Linked DNA regions of Homo sapiens: region 2 is linked to region 1. Evidence: chromatin contacts called from ENCODE Hi-C or POLR2A ChIA-PET data. All regions are on one chromosome and are shown on one strand. Each heading gives the region's core, a stretch centred on a gene start or an enhancer-like site at or near the end of the contact. The rest is flanking DNA. Distances are from core to core; before and after follow the strand shown.

Region 1 (6,363 bases), core at 2,709-5,208:
CAAGGGAGGAGAGTGAGCCTGTTGTGAGATAAGCAGCAGCCTGCCTGTCCAAGGAGGGCCACAGGCCAACGGACATTTCTCTCTGTCTTCCATAGCTGGTGTAGCACTGACCACACTGGGTGAGGGGCTCACTATGAGGCATCTGCCCCTCCACTGGTCAGCAAGCTCCTTAAAGGTAAAGCTATGTGTTATTCATCTTTCAGTCTCCGGCATCTAACATCATAAGAAGTCAGTAGATGTTAGTTGGATTAAAATCAGAAATGCAAACATTTTAAGGAATTTCTAATTAGGGGAAAGTAGACTCTAGTGCCATTTATGTAATTACACCACAGGATGTCTTTACAATGTGCATGGGAGGAAATGACTTAATATGGATACTGAAAAGATAACTGATTTAAATAATGACTTCTAAATCCAGAGAGTTAAGTCATGAAAGCAATAGAGTTCACTCTGCTCCTGTGTCCACAGAAGCAAGTGTTGAAAGCGTGCATTTTGTTCCTGTTACACTTGATTTCCTTGAGCTCCTTATTTTCACTTTAACTTGGTCTCATGAATCCTAATTTTATATTGCTTTCAAAAATCATGAGTTTTGATGTACCTCATAATTGTATTTGACTTTTTAGATGAGTTTATGTCTTTGTGCCTTGGAAGTTGTCTCCCCCAAAATCTTTTGAAAACCATATAAATTGTATCATTGAGATTTCTTTAAGGAGAATGTCCGTTTGGACCAATTTTTTTAATGTTTTGCTTTAAGTAGGGGAAGGCATCAGCTTTTAGTGGGGAAAAGGATTGTGTCTTTTTATAGTAAGAGCCGGCCTGATGGCTCTGGTGAACCTCTCAGCCGCTGGAGGAACATTCTTAAAGATGTATCCACATTCTCTGACCACTTCTTAACATGACCCTTGGCAGTCCTCTGTGGCAGTGGTTTGTCCGTTCTGCCTTGGAAGACCATAGGAATGCCCGTCCTAGGCTTTTGTTGCCTGTGTTTTTTAAACAGCCAGAGATTTCACATGGCATCTTTGGATCTCGTGACCAGCTGACAGGCGAGGAGGTGGTGATGACATTCCAGCCTTTGGCCCGATCCCCCAGCTCTTTAGTGTTTCCGTGCACGTTATAGTAACTCATGGGTGATGTGAAGGAGTGCCACTCTGCATCTGGAACCACGGCCTTCTGCCAGAGCAGATCGATACTTGAGCTGTCTGTCTCTAGCGCTCACCTTCCTTTCGCACAGCGAGACCCTTCTGCAGGCAGCGATCGATAGCTCTAATCCGTGGCAGCCTGCAGCAAGTCATGCGAGGCAGAGCACTTAGGTGGCATTACACGGGACTGTGGAGGCAGCAGCTCCGGGGCTTAGATTCGTAACACCCTTCCTAGGGACACATTCTGTTTGTAATGTGTACTTTTTATAATCTCCGTCATGGATCACCATTCCTCTGAAACTTGATTCAGGGAAATGGACATGTGTTTGTGTTTGTGTATGCATGTGTGAATTACAGACAGATATTCATTCCCTTCTCAGACTTTGTACCAGCCCTCCCTGGTGCTGCTCCAGACCATCACTGCGTCACTACAGACCTGGGCTTTGTGCTGTAATTATTTCTAGTCTGGGTATTTTTAAAACATTAAAACTTTAAAAATATATATATATTTGAAATGCCAGTAACTGAAGAGCATTCTTACTCTAGCATGTACTTTCCCACAAAACATCATTAGAAGACAATGAACATTGGATGTCACTACCGTCTTTGAATGGCTGTGACCAAGTGAGAGGCTGGAGAGTGAAGATCTGTCTTTCCCTGGACCACTGAGGCCAAAGGAGCTTCCCCTAGGGATTAGCTTTGGAACTACCCCTGTGGCATCCTTGGAAGGCAGAGTGGGGAGTCAGGAAAAGCCTCTTCAGTTCTTTACCTGGCTTCCAATCCTCATTCCATTCCCATATCTAGTTATCTTGATTTTATCTGTGGATTTCAGGATACAACGTAAAGTTAAGGGCTGATCTGAAGAAAGCAAATATGTGGGAGACAAGTTTGAACCAGGGTTTCTGGCCACTGTTGTGTGCTGGTCCTATAAGGAGCAGGCAGCAGTGGCCAATAGAGCCACGAGTGTCATGCCTGCTGTGTGCGAGAGCCTCAGCAGCTGCCTGCCGGTCAGAGAGGACTGGTTTCCAAATTCAGACATGCTCAAATTCATTAGTGAATGACACACTGTATTTTACACAAAGGTCTCTCCTGGGATGTAATCTTTGTTTCGAGCTCTGTGGCCTTTTAAACTCTATGCTGATCATCTCACCTTTAAGGCCACTTTCACTAATCTGCACCTCACAGGCCACTGCATCCTTTCCATTTTTCACAGAGTACAGATAACACCTTCGGAGAACCCCTTAAGTTGAGCTTAGCTCACAGGAAAACTTCTGAGAAACAAGTTTTTCTCCAAGAACCAGGTAGTTCTCTCTCATATTTACACACATCCTGCCCTACGATATAGAGGTGCAAGGTGCATTTCTTGCTGGAGATGATCATTCAGTAAAATGTCTTTTACTTAGGGCTTAAAAAAATCTTGACAAAAAATAATCAACTGATTCTGATAATCTGATAATCTCATTCATATTCCTAGACACCAATTCTGAAAAGTCCAAAAGCATTTTTTTCGTTAGTGTACTCATTCATTCAACAAAATACCCATCGGCCATTTCCTGTATGCCAGGCACTGTGCTGTTGCTGTGGGTGCACAAATGGAAGGCCCGGTGCCCACCCTGGAGGGGCTCTTTGTTGAATACAGAGCACATTAGGGAAGAGAGCAGTGCACAGTTTCCTCATGGCTGTGATGCAGAGTGCAGCCCAGAGCCTCAAGGCGTCCCACAGAGGGCCTGTGACCTGGCAATTGGAGGGTGAATAGGCGTCACAGGGACTTGATGGAAGAAAGGAGCATTCAGAAAAAGTAAACGACTTTCAGCGGAAAAGAGCCTTTGGTAAACCTGGAACCATCAAGAAACTTGGTGATCTTGGAGCTTCAGATGCTGCTAGGAGCCCAAACCCACCCCCCGCAGTAATCAGATTGGGGTCCACAGCACCCAGATGTGCACACATCACTCCCTCCCCTTCTTATCGCTGTCTCATCTCACTGTGTCTGCCAGACACCTTCCCCCATCTCATGCCATAGACCCCTCACTCATAAGGAGATGTGCTACTGTCTTGTCTTGTGTGAGAAGAACAAGACCAGGAGGTGAAGCTGCTTGGAGCTGTCCTCTTGGGTCACCTGGAGAGACATCTGTTTACTTAGCTGCACCATTCTTTGCTCTGTCCCAGGCACTAAGAACCTCACATATTTTATTCAGTTATTAAGCAATCCTATCAGGAAGGCACAATTATGATCCTATTTTAATGTATTATGCAAACGCAATGCAATGTCTTAACACAATCTATTATGTCACAAACTTTTTTATGTTTAAAAAATATAGTTGAGGGAACAGAAGCCCAGAAAAGTTAAATAACTTGCCTGAGGCCACACAGTTTTGTGAATGGTAACCAGGACCTGAACCAGCAGCAGCTGCTCCACCTGTGCCATCAACTCACGGCTCCCCACCACCCCAGTGCCTGGTCAACACCTCTCCATCAGGACCCAAAGATGCCTGTGGAATTTTACTTGCATTTCAGTGCAACATTTTAAATCATGTTGGATCTGTTGGTCGGATTTATAACTTGTGATTTACAGCTGATTTTGATAAGCCACAAATACCAGTATCATGCTTTAATGAGACTGAAGGCATGAACGAGCAGATTCTACTCTTGAGGCTGTTGTGGGAACATGCCGGCCGACATTGCACTTACCCCTCTGAAGGCCGGCATTGTCGCCAGGCTCATTAGCATCCACGCTCCTCGCTGGGCCGTTGCCGCTTGCTAGCTTACCAGCTGTTCCTGCTGCTCCGTACAATGTCGGATGTGTTCAGCTCACTGGGTTCCTGTCCTCGCCGCCGGGAGGAGACAGCCCTTCCGCTGGGGATACCCACGTGGCTGCCTGTCAGCGGTGGCACCGAATAAAGTAATAGGCCTTCGCATGGCATATGGTGTCTGGATTCGTACAAGATGCAAAACTCTTCTGCAGCTAATGCACGATGACTCATAGCATTGCTAATTTTTCAAACAAAAGCTGACTTCCACACCCACACTTTTAACCCCTCCAGCTAAAACGTCTTGAGTTGCAAAGCTCTACAATGGTGACTTTTGGGTCACTATATAAAATTTGTTATACTTACTGAAAGTGTATGAAACGATTTGCTTTACTTTGGATTGAAGTTATTTTAAATTTCTATTTTAAGTTTATTTCCTCTCTATATGGGGAATTTTTAAGCTTTAACTTTCAATTTCTTTTTTACATTGGAAGAGTCAAAACAGTTTGGTAGATTTATTTTAAAAGCTGTTATTAGAAAATCGGTCAGAAGACACTGTATTAGTTGAACACTTGTAATTGTTTAGTAGAAGTTAACTTTCTCTTTTAAAAGCTTCATAGAAACTACTGCCTAATGCTCTTATCAATTCAGGTGTGGAGCATTTCAAGCTCACATTATAGTATTTTAAAGCTATAAGAGAATGTTGATTCTTTTGTGGAATATGATTTTGCATAGTCTCTTCTAGTATACTAAATAAGGCCCACTTAACCAAATTCTGGCAACAGAAATTTAGATTATAAATTTATATTAAAATGTCCATTTTTCAAACTAGAAAATAAATACATGGGATCTTCTAAAAGAATGTCCCTCCTAAACTTTGGATCAGTTGTGCTAATAGATAGCTACATTCAATCTGAGACCTTAAGTACTAAAATAAGGCAGTTATTTGCATTTACACAATCAGGCCTCCCTTTGAAGTAGTGATCAAAATATTGGTTCTTTTATAAATAACCTTTTACTGAACATTTTATTTAAACATTTCAGAGTCAGGAATTGCAACCATGAAATGATTAGGCAGTTTCTAATTATGGATCAGTAAGTGTTTTGTAGCCAGTCTGGCACATGAGCACTTTTGCAATCAGAATTTGGCAAATGAATGAATTTATAAAGGAACTTCAACCTAAGAGGGTAATATAGATTTTTTTAAAAATAGATTACTTTTTGGAAGCCCAAAAGATGTCTTTTGGGGAGCAGGCTAGACACTCAGAATTGATGTTTCATTTTGGTTTCATGTTTAAGTCTGAAGTTTTTGCTTTCTGATCTACAGATAGGAATTCAAATGCACATCTAACTTATAAAGGGCATTCTATTCTCTGAAAATGAAACAAAAATATATAAAATTTCTAAGTGGGCCTCACTTTCTATATTCCAGTTTTGATGCCATTTTTCAAGCATGCTCTCTAATTTTGCTCTTTGCCATTGGAAATAAGCTGGTGTGTATTTGGTGTGCCTAAAAATTTATTAGGCACTTAAAATTCTCCACGTTTGGCATATGTGAGGATTTCTAGTTTTGCTTTCACTGCCTTGAGTTTGAGAGCTATGTTTGTTGTTGCTCCTACTAGTACTTTTATTTTATCCTATTACCACTCATTTTTATGAAATGAGGGCAAAATTCACTGGAGTATTCAAATAATTACCTAAGGACAGAAGTGGAGACACTGCTGAGCCTGAACTCTTGGTCAGTAGTTAGTGTCTGCATGTAACTGATAAAATGCTTTCTCATCAGCCAATGGACCAGAGAGTAAACTCAGCTCCAAAAGGCAGTTTGGAACATCAGTGCACGATGTGCAAAAGCGCAGGCTGATCACAGGCACCCAGAAGGACTGTTGGACCATTATTCTCACTCTTGGCGACAACCCTGCAGAATGGGACTGTGTTAACCCACAGATGGGGAGAGTGAAGCTCGAGGAAGCTGGGTCTTGGCCTGGGGCCCACAGCCAGGGCAGGGCTGGGATGAGAGCCCAGACCAACCTGACTCTATGGCCGCCTGCTGTTTCTCATTTGTGCACACTTTTGACCTAAGAATAGGAGACCATCAAAATGATATAGCTTTCAGAAAGTGAAGCAATTCCAATTAGTTTTAGCTTGTTCTCTCATTATTGTTACCAAGTGAATCCTAGCCTTTTAAACCTTGATTGTATGGAATAAATATGAAAACAAAATTATCGTTAAGTTAGGATGGAAAGTATTCCCGTTTTGATACCATGTGTACATCTCTTACACCTAAATACATGTAGCTTCCAAATTAAAAAGCAGTGAAAATATTAAGTTTAAATATTCTTACTGGCATATCCCACTTAGAGTCCATCCCAAAATAAGCATCTAATTGATGTTAGTTAGTGTGCTTTTGCCTTGAGAAATAGTTGAGGACGCAGTTCCATCACAGTGATTTTTCTGTCTTTTTGCTAGCAAGATAT
Region 2 (6,363 bases), core at 2,684-5,183, 370 kb after region 1:
TGAACATTTGTAGCTGGAAGCAAAAGAGTTGAGAGGGGAGTCCTTGGCTAGGGGCCAGAGGTTATCGTCCTGCCAGCCCTGCCACCATTCCTCCTGCGCCCTGCAGGAACGAATCCCCTGATCCTGCCACAGCTGCACTTCCTAAGTCTAAATGCTTTAAACTGAATGACCGCATGCACTCTGGATGAAAATCTTCACCCTGCTCCCAGGATGAAACCTTTGCCTCTGCTGACACAAGTGTAACGGTTGAAATGATGCTGGTTTTTCATTAAAAACAGTAAGTATCTTGATGGAAGAACTACACAGTTGAAAAGCCAGGTCTCTGGTCTATAAAACTTCAGAGGGAAGGAGGGAGCCAGCCAACAAGACCACGGTACAAGGAGGAAAAAACACACACAGAAGATGACAACTCGGGATGGGAGGGACCATCACCATGACTCCACAGGTTGAATCTTCTTGTTAACCTCTTGATATGGTTTGGCTGTGTCCCCACCCAAATCTCATCTTGAATTGTAGTTCCCATAATCCCCACATGTCATGGGAGGAAGCTGGTGGGAGGTAATTGAATCATGGGGGTGACTGCCCCCATGCTATTCTCATGATAGTGAGAAGGTTCTCAGGAGATATGATGGTTTTATAAGGGGCCTCCCCTTTCACTCGGCTCTCATTGTTCTTTCTTGCTGCCTTGTGAAGAAAGATGTGTTTGCTTCCCCTTCCACCATGATTGTAAGTTTCCTGATGCCTCCCCAGCGCTGCAGAACTGTGAGTCAATTAAACCTCTTTCCTTCATAAATAGTCTAGTCTCAGGTATGTCCTTATAGTAGTGTGAGAATGGACTAATACACCTCTTGTCAAAACTCTCTGGAAGGAGAGACAGCAAAGGGTCCTTAACCAGGCAACCAGATCCTTTGTTTTTTAAAACTGTCAACCTGGCCCTGATGTCATCACCACCAAACAGTCTTATTCCATGATGCAAGGGCATCAGCAGGAATTTCTAGTGATGAGGCTAAAACAGGAAGCCAGAAACAAATGTCAACCATTTTTTGAATGGGTATGACTGTACTACTGATGCTGCAGTCATTTTTCAAGCTATTTCAGCCCTGCAATAATTTACAAAAGGTAGGGCCTTGACCACTTGTCCATCTATTTCTGCATGTGATCACTGAGCATTATCGGTGGTCACCTGTGGCCCAGTGGACTGAGGCGCCACCATAAATGCATTAAGTCTTATGGTGCTCTTGAAGAGATTAGAAAAAAAAAAATGATACAGCATAGTGGTCACAGCCTGAGCGGGGGAGCCAGGCTGCCTGGGTCTGGATCCTGCTTCTGCCCAGCTGTGACCTTGGGTACTTTACCTCTCTATGTTACCGTGTGTGCATCTGTCACAAAAATAGCAAACGTTAAAAAAGGGTTATGTGCAATGTTATTGTTATTATCATTATTACTTAGGCAGGAGAAACCAAAAAGAACTGAAGAATTTCTACAGTCAGTGGGTGGAATAAGAGAGTTTCTTACTACAGAAGCTTGAATCACTGCACTCACTTCCCATTGACTACTGTAAGGAGAAACTCTGTCATTCCATCCACCATCACTAATCTTCTTAAAACCCTGCTTTCTTCATCTTACTTTAAAACTTTTACATGCAGCCATAAGAAATAATGAAATCATGTCCTTTGCAGCAACATGGTTGCAGCTGAAGGTCATTACCCTAAGTGAATTAATGCAGGAACAAAAAAACAAATACTGCATGTTTTCACTTATAAGTAGGAGCTAAACAATGGGCACTCAGGGACATAAAGATGGTAACGATAGACACTGGGGACTTCTAGGGAGGGGAGAGAAGGAGCAGGGTATGGGTTGAAAAACTGTTGAGTACTATGCTCAGTACCTGGGTGATGGGATCAATTGTACCCCAAATCTCAGCATCATGCAATATACCCGGGTAACAAACCTGCACATGTACCCCCTAAATCTAAAATAAAAATTGAAATTATTTTTTTAAAACTCCACTTTTGCAAGCTCCCCACTGTTTCTGGGATGGGCACAAAATTCTTTGCCTGCATCTTTCCACCCTAGTCACCAATAATGATACAAGTTGATTTACTTATTGTCTCTAGAAGGAGACTTCACCATCTTCCCTCCTTCCCACCTCTATTTCTAGCCAGTGCTCTGATCCCCTTGCCTATCCCCAATTCCAGCATCCTCCAAAGCTCATCTCCACCCTACACCCTCCGGTGACTCTTCTCTCCCAACTTCCCTTCCCAGGAACCCAATGATGGGATCATCACTGGATATATATTGTCCAGTTCTGGTGCTAATTCTTACGGCCAAGGTGTGGCATCTTCCCAACCACGGAAAATGCTCTTTAGGGACACAGAAGGAATTCTGTAGCAGTTCTTTAGCATGTAACCCAGCAGCAATAGCCAACGTGAACTGGGCCCTTACCTTGTGCTGAGACCTTGCCAAGGGTCCCATTTACACTGACAGCAGTGAAGGGCAGAATTTTTATGCCCAAGGGGCAGCGTCTGGGCAGTCTGAACCTATGGTCCCATGCTGGTGGCATCACAGCCCCTCTACTTAGCCTTCTGACTCTACTGACTAAGAAACCGGCAAAGTCCATAAAAAATGATGAGTTCATGTCCTTTGTAGGGACATGGATGAAGCTGGAAACCATCATTCTCAGCAAACTATCTCAAGGACAAAAAAACCAAACACTGCATGTTCTCACTCATAGGTGGGAATTGAACAATGAGAACACATGGACACAGGAAGGGGAACATCACACTCCAGGGACTGTTGTGGGGTGGGGGGAGGGGGGAGGGATAGCATTAGGAGATATACCTAATACTAAATGATGAGTTAATGGGTGCAGCACACCAGTATGGCACATGTACACACATGTAACAAACCTGCACATTGTGCACATGTACCCTAAAACTTAAAGTATAATAATAATAAAATTTGAAAGAAAAAAAAAAAAGAAACTGGCAAAGTCACTTCAATGCTAAGACTTGGTTTTCTCATGTACAAAAAACAGGTAGGGACAAGAATAGCTGCAAGACACAGATGACGCACTAAAGCCTGCTCTCTGGGGCACACTAAGTCCTTAGCAAGTGTTTGTTCTCCACGTGAGCCCTCAGAACCTTGGCAGAAAAAGCCTAGAACATTCCAGGAACAACTCACTTCCCCACTTAACCTGCCAAAAGGGCATTGCTAATAAGAGGTGGTGGCTTTTCTCTGTAAAAAAGAGTCCTTGATGATATTGGCTAAGAATAATTTGTAAAAAATTCTAGGAGAGAGTAGTCAACAAATCCATTTTCAAACGTTTTGCCAAAAATAAAAGGTTGCATCAATATTTATTAACAGACATTTTAAATAATGGAAAAATAATTCAATAACCTAATCATTTAAGTGAATGAAGACAGCAATCACACACAATCAACTGTGCACCATAGGCTTTTAAATATACGATGGACACAGAAATATTACTCTGTAGCTATAAACATCAGGAATAAAGGTTCCGAAAGACCCAGAGCCCTAGGCCTGCTCATGAACCTCAGCAGCCCGTTAACAAAGTTATCCATAATCATACCTCAACACGAATTCTTCTGGGAAAAATAGAAAAACATCCAAATCTTGGAGTTCTGAAGAGGCTCTCTCTTAAGCCCTTTCCCAAAATGGATAAAGAGGAACTTGTTCTGCTAAATGCATTCCTTGGGGTAATTGATAATTTATGATCTTGCATCAGCCCGAGTGCTAATGATAAAGTATGACATCAGCCTCACATAGTCTCAAATGGCATATGACAAAGTCCAGCCCCACAGAAACAAAACACCCCAGCTATGGAAAACAACTCATGCAGTCAAATGTTTCAACGTGACTGTTCTGAGGCAATGAGCGCTGCCTGTCAAAGTCAGGATGCAAGGAGAGCCACTGTGAATTTGGCACCGCAGCGTCACATGCCCTGGCACTGACAGGCCGCACAGTGTTCCAGTGGCGATGAAGATGCGGAGTTTATAGATCAGCACAGAGTGCAACGGAAATAGTACAATTCTCTGAGCGAAAAGCAAAGTTACTTTATATCTTCCATTCTGAATGTGTCTTGGAGGGGGCAGCAATGTGCTTGTTAACGTCATCAATTATACAATATTTTATTTTAACTTCCCTGGAGGAAACAAAAGGTCCACCTCATAAACACTTATCAATCTCTCAGACACCCAGATTTCCATCAGACTCTGAAAACTGTGCCATGTGAAATGGAGTTGAACACACACCTTAAGGAAATCAACCCCCTTTCAGGACACCCTACTTGGGAAATGGGTGTCTTCTAAGTCCACAGCTAGAAATGAGCCGGTAGCTCTCACTGGCTTCCTGGAAGGTGGGGAGAAGTGAGGACAAACTCCCTCAGCACTTCCACCAGTCGGTTAGCTGAGCTTGCTAGGAGCACCGCGACATCCAGAACATGCAGAACTCTCCCTCGCAGCCTGATGGGTCTCTGGGTGACACGCAGATCCTGACATTGCTTCATCACCTCCACAGCCTGGCTGCTGCACTACATGATTACGGCCCCAGAGGAAAACCTGCAGGCCTGCTTCCCTCGAGTCTGAGAGGTGTGCATCACTTCCCTGCCAGCACAGAAACCACTGCAAATGCACAGATGGAAAACTCACACTTAAGGACTGGAGTGACAGCAGCAGCAGCAGCAGCAGCAGCAGCAGCAGCAGCAGGCCACCTCCGCATCCAGAATCCTGGCACAGCCTCCTCATTCCTGTCTGATGATATTCTCCATATCCAGAGAGGATTTGTATTTAAAGCTGGACTTTAAAATGTACAGTTGTAAAATGTACAACTGAATGTTGTCACTTCAAACACCATAAATATATTTCTTCAAACCTGTGTGTGTGTGTATTTTAAGAAACCAGTGAATTAAGAAAACAAGTCATAGAAAATCTAATTTAGTGGTAGTGATAGAGAATGCAGTGTGTTCTAGTTAAGCCAACTTTTTACCATGAACACCATCTCAACATGGGGTAGGAGAACCTAAGATCGGCGTCAACTAGATTTTTCTTTCACTTCAGGTATGCAAAACCAAGCACCCTTTTTCTTTTCAAGATCTCTTGTGACCTCTAGTGGTCTTCTTTAAGAAAATCAAATCTATCATTTCTAAACTCCATATAGTATTCCACTGTAGAACTTCCAAATGGGTTTTGGAGTCATTTAGCTTCTAGTCCTTGGAAAATGTCATGATTTTAAAAATTATGAAGGGTTTTAAGCTCAAATTTGTCATGTGCTTTTCAAAGCACATCTGATCTAAACGTCCATCCTGGGCTAGTATGGCTCCAGCTGGACTTGGCTCCACCATAGACTTGGTGGTCACTTACCAGTCTTATTCATGAAGATTGTTGGGGGAAATCTGTAATTGCCCTATCCCTTCTTTTGGAATGCTTTAGGATATTCATAATTATTCATATGAAATTGCTCAGAAGTCAAGTTTAAGTGGATTTCTAAAAAGCATGACATGGGACTATCAAATGTTTCATTAAAATGATTGCCTTAAGAGTTAAAAGTTTGTAATTACAAACCACCCATCTTAAATCTTAAAGAATGTTTTTTTCATCTATTTTATTTCTTTTAATTTCAATAGTTTTGGGAATACAGGTGGTTTTTAGTCAAATGGATGAGTTCCTTAGTAGTGAATTCTGAGATTTTAGTGCACCCATCACCTGAGCAGTGTACACTGTACCCAATAGGTTGGATTTTATTCCTCACCCCCTCCGAACCTCCCCCTCCCCAGCCCCCACGGTCCACTATGTCACTCTGTATGCCTTTGTGTCCTCATAGCTTAGCTCCCACTTACAAGTGAGAACATACGGTATTTGGTTTTCCATTCCTGAGTTACTTCACTTAGAATAATGGCCTCCAGCTTCATCCAAGGTGCAACAAAAGACATTATTTTGTTCATTTTTATGGCTGAGTAGTATTCCACGGTGTATGAATATCACATTTCCTTTAACCACTCATTGGTCGATGGGCACTTAGGTTGGTTCCATATCCTTGCAATTGTAAATTGTGCTGCTATAAACGTGTGTATACATGTATCTTTTTCATATAATAACTTATTTTCCTTTGTGTAGATTCCCAGTAGTGGGATTGCTGGATTGAGTGGTAGCTCTACTTTTAGTTCTTTAAGGAATCTCCACACTGTTTTCCATAGTGGTTGTACTAGTTTACATTCCCACCAGCAGCGTAAAAGTGTTCTTTTTCACCACATCCATGCCAACATCTGCTGTTTTTTGACTTTTAAATTATGGCCATCCTTGCAGGAGTAAGGTAGTAGTATCTCACTGTGGTTTAATTTGCATT

Evidence for each region. Hi-C counts contacts between places; a loop is a spot of excess contacts on that map. ChIA-PET counts read pairs that join two places held with the same protein, here RNA polymerase II (POLR2A). Pooled maps may share reads with other maps.
Region 2: a loop to region 1 is called in a map of heart left ventricle, with 2.9 times the contacts of the local background. The contact joins two enhancer-like sites. A Hi-C loop is called at or near these places in 1 of 168 maps with a recorded cell type or tissue (heart left ventricle) and 5 of 50 pooled maps. POLR2A ChIA-PET finds 5 or more read pairs at or near these places in 2 of 52 experiments (OCI-LY7 and WTC11).

The regions. Positions count from the first base shown.
Region 1 is chr20:20,450,131-20,456,493 of GRCh38, reverse strand. All of the region lies in intron 37 of RALGAPA2 (Ral GTPase activating protein catalytic subunit alpha 2), which reads left to right. Among named protein-coding and RNA genes, the nearest start is that of INSM1, 85 kb to the right of the region's middle. RefSeq lists an enhancer at 3,615-3,724. Within about 2 kb of position 3,958, at least 8 of the 41 ENCODE cell types and tissues checked have a DNase peak (open chromatin) inside an H3K27ac peak, as active enhancers do.
Region 2 is chr20:20,082,766-20,089,128 of GRCh38, reverse strand. The region is part of intron 6 of CFAP61 (cilia and flagella associated protein 61); the gene reads right to left. Among named protein-coding and RNA genes, the nearest start is that of CFAP61, 33 kb to the right of the region's middle. Within about 2 kb of position 3,933, at least 9 of the 41 ENCODE cell types and tissues checked have a DNase peak (open chromatin) inside an H3K27ac peak, as active enhancers do.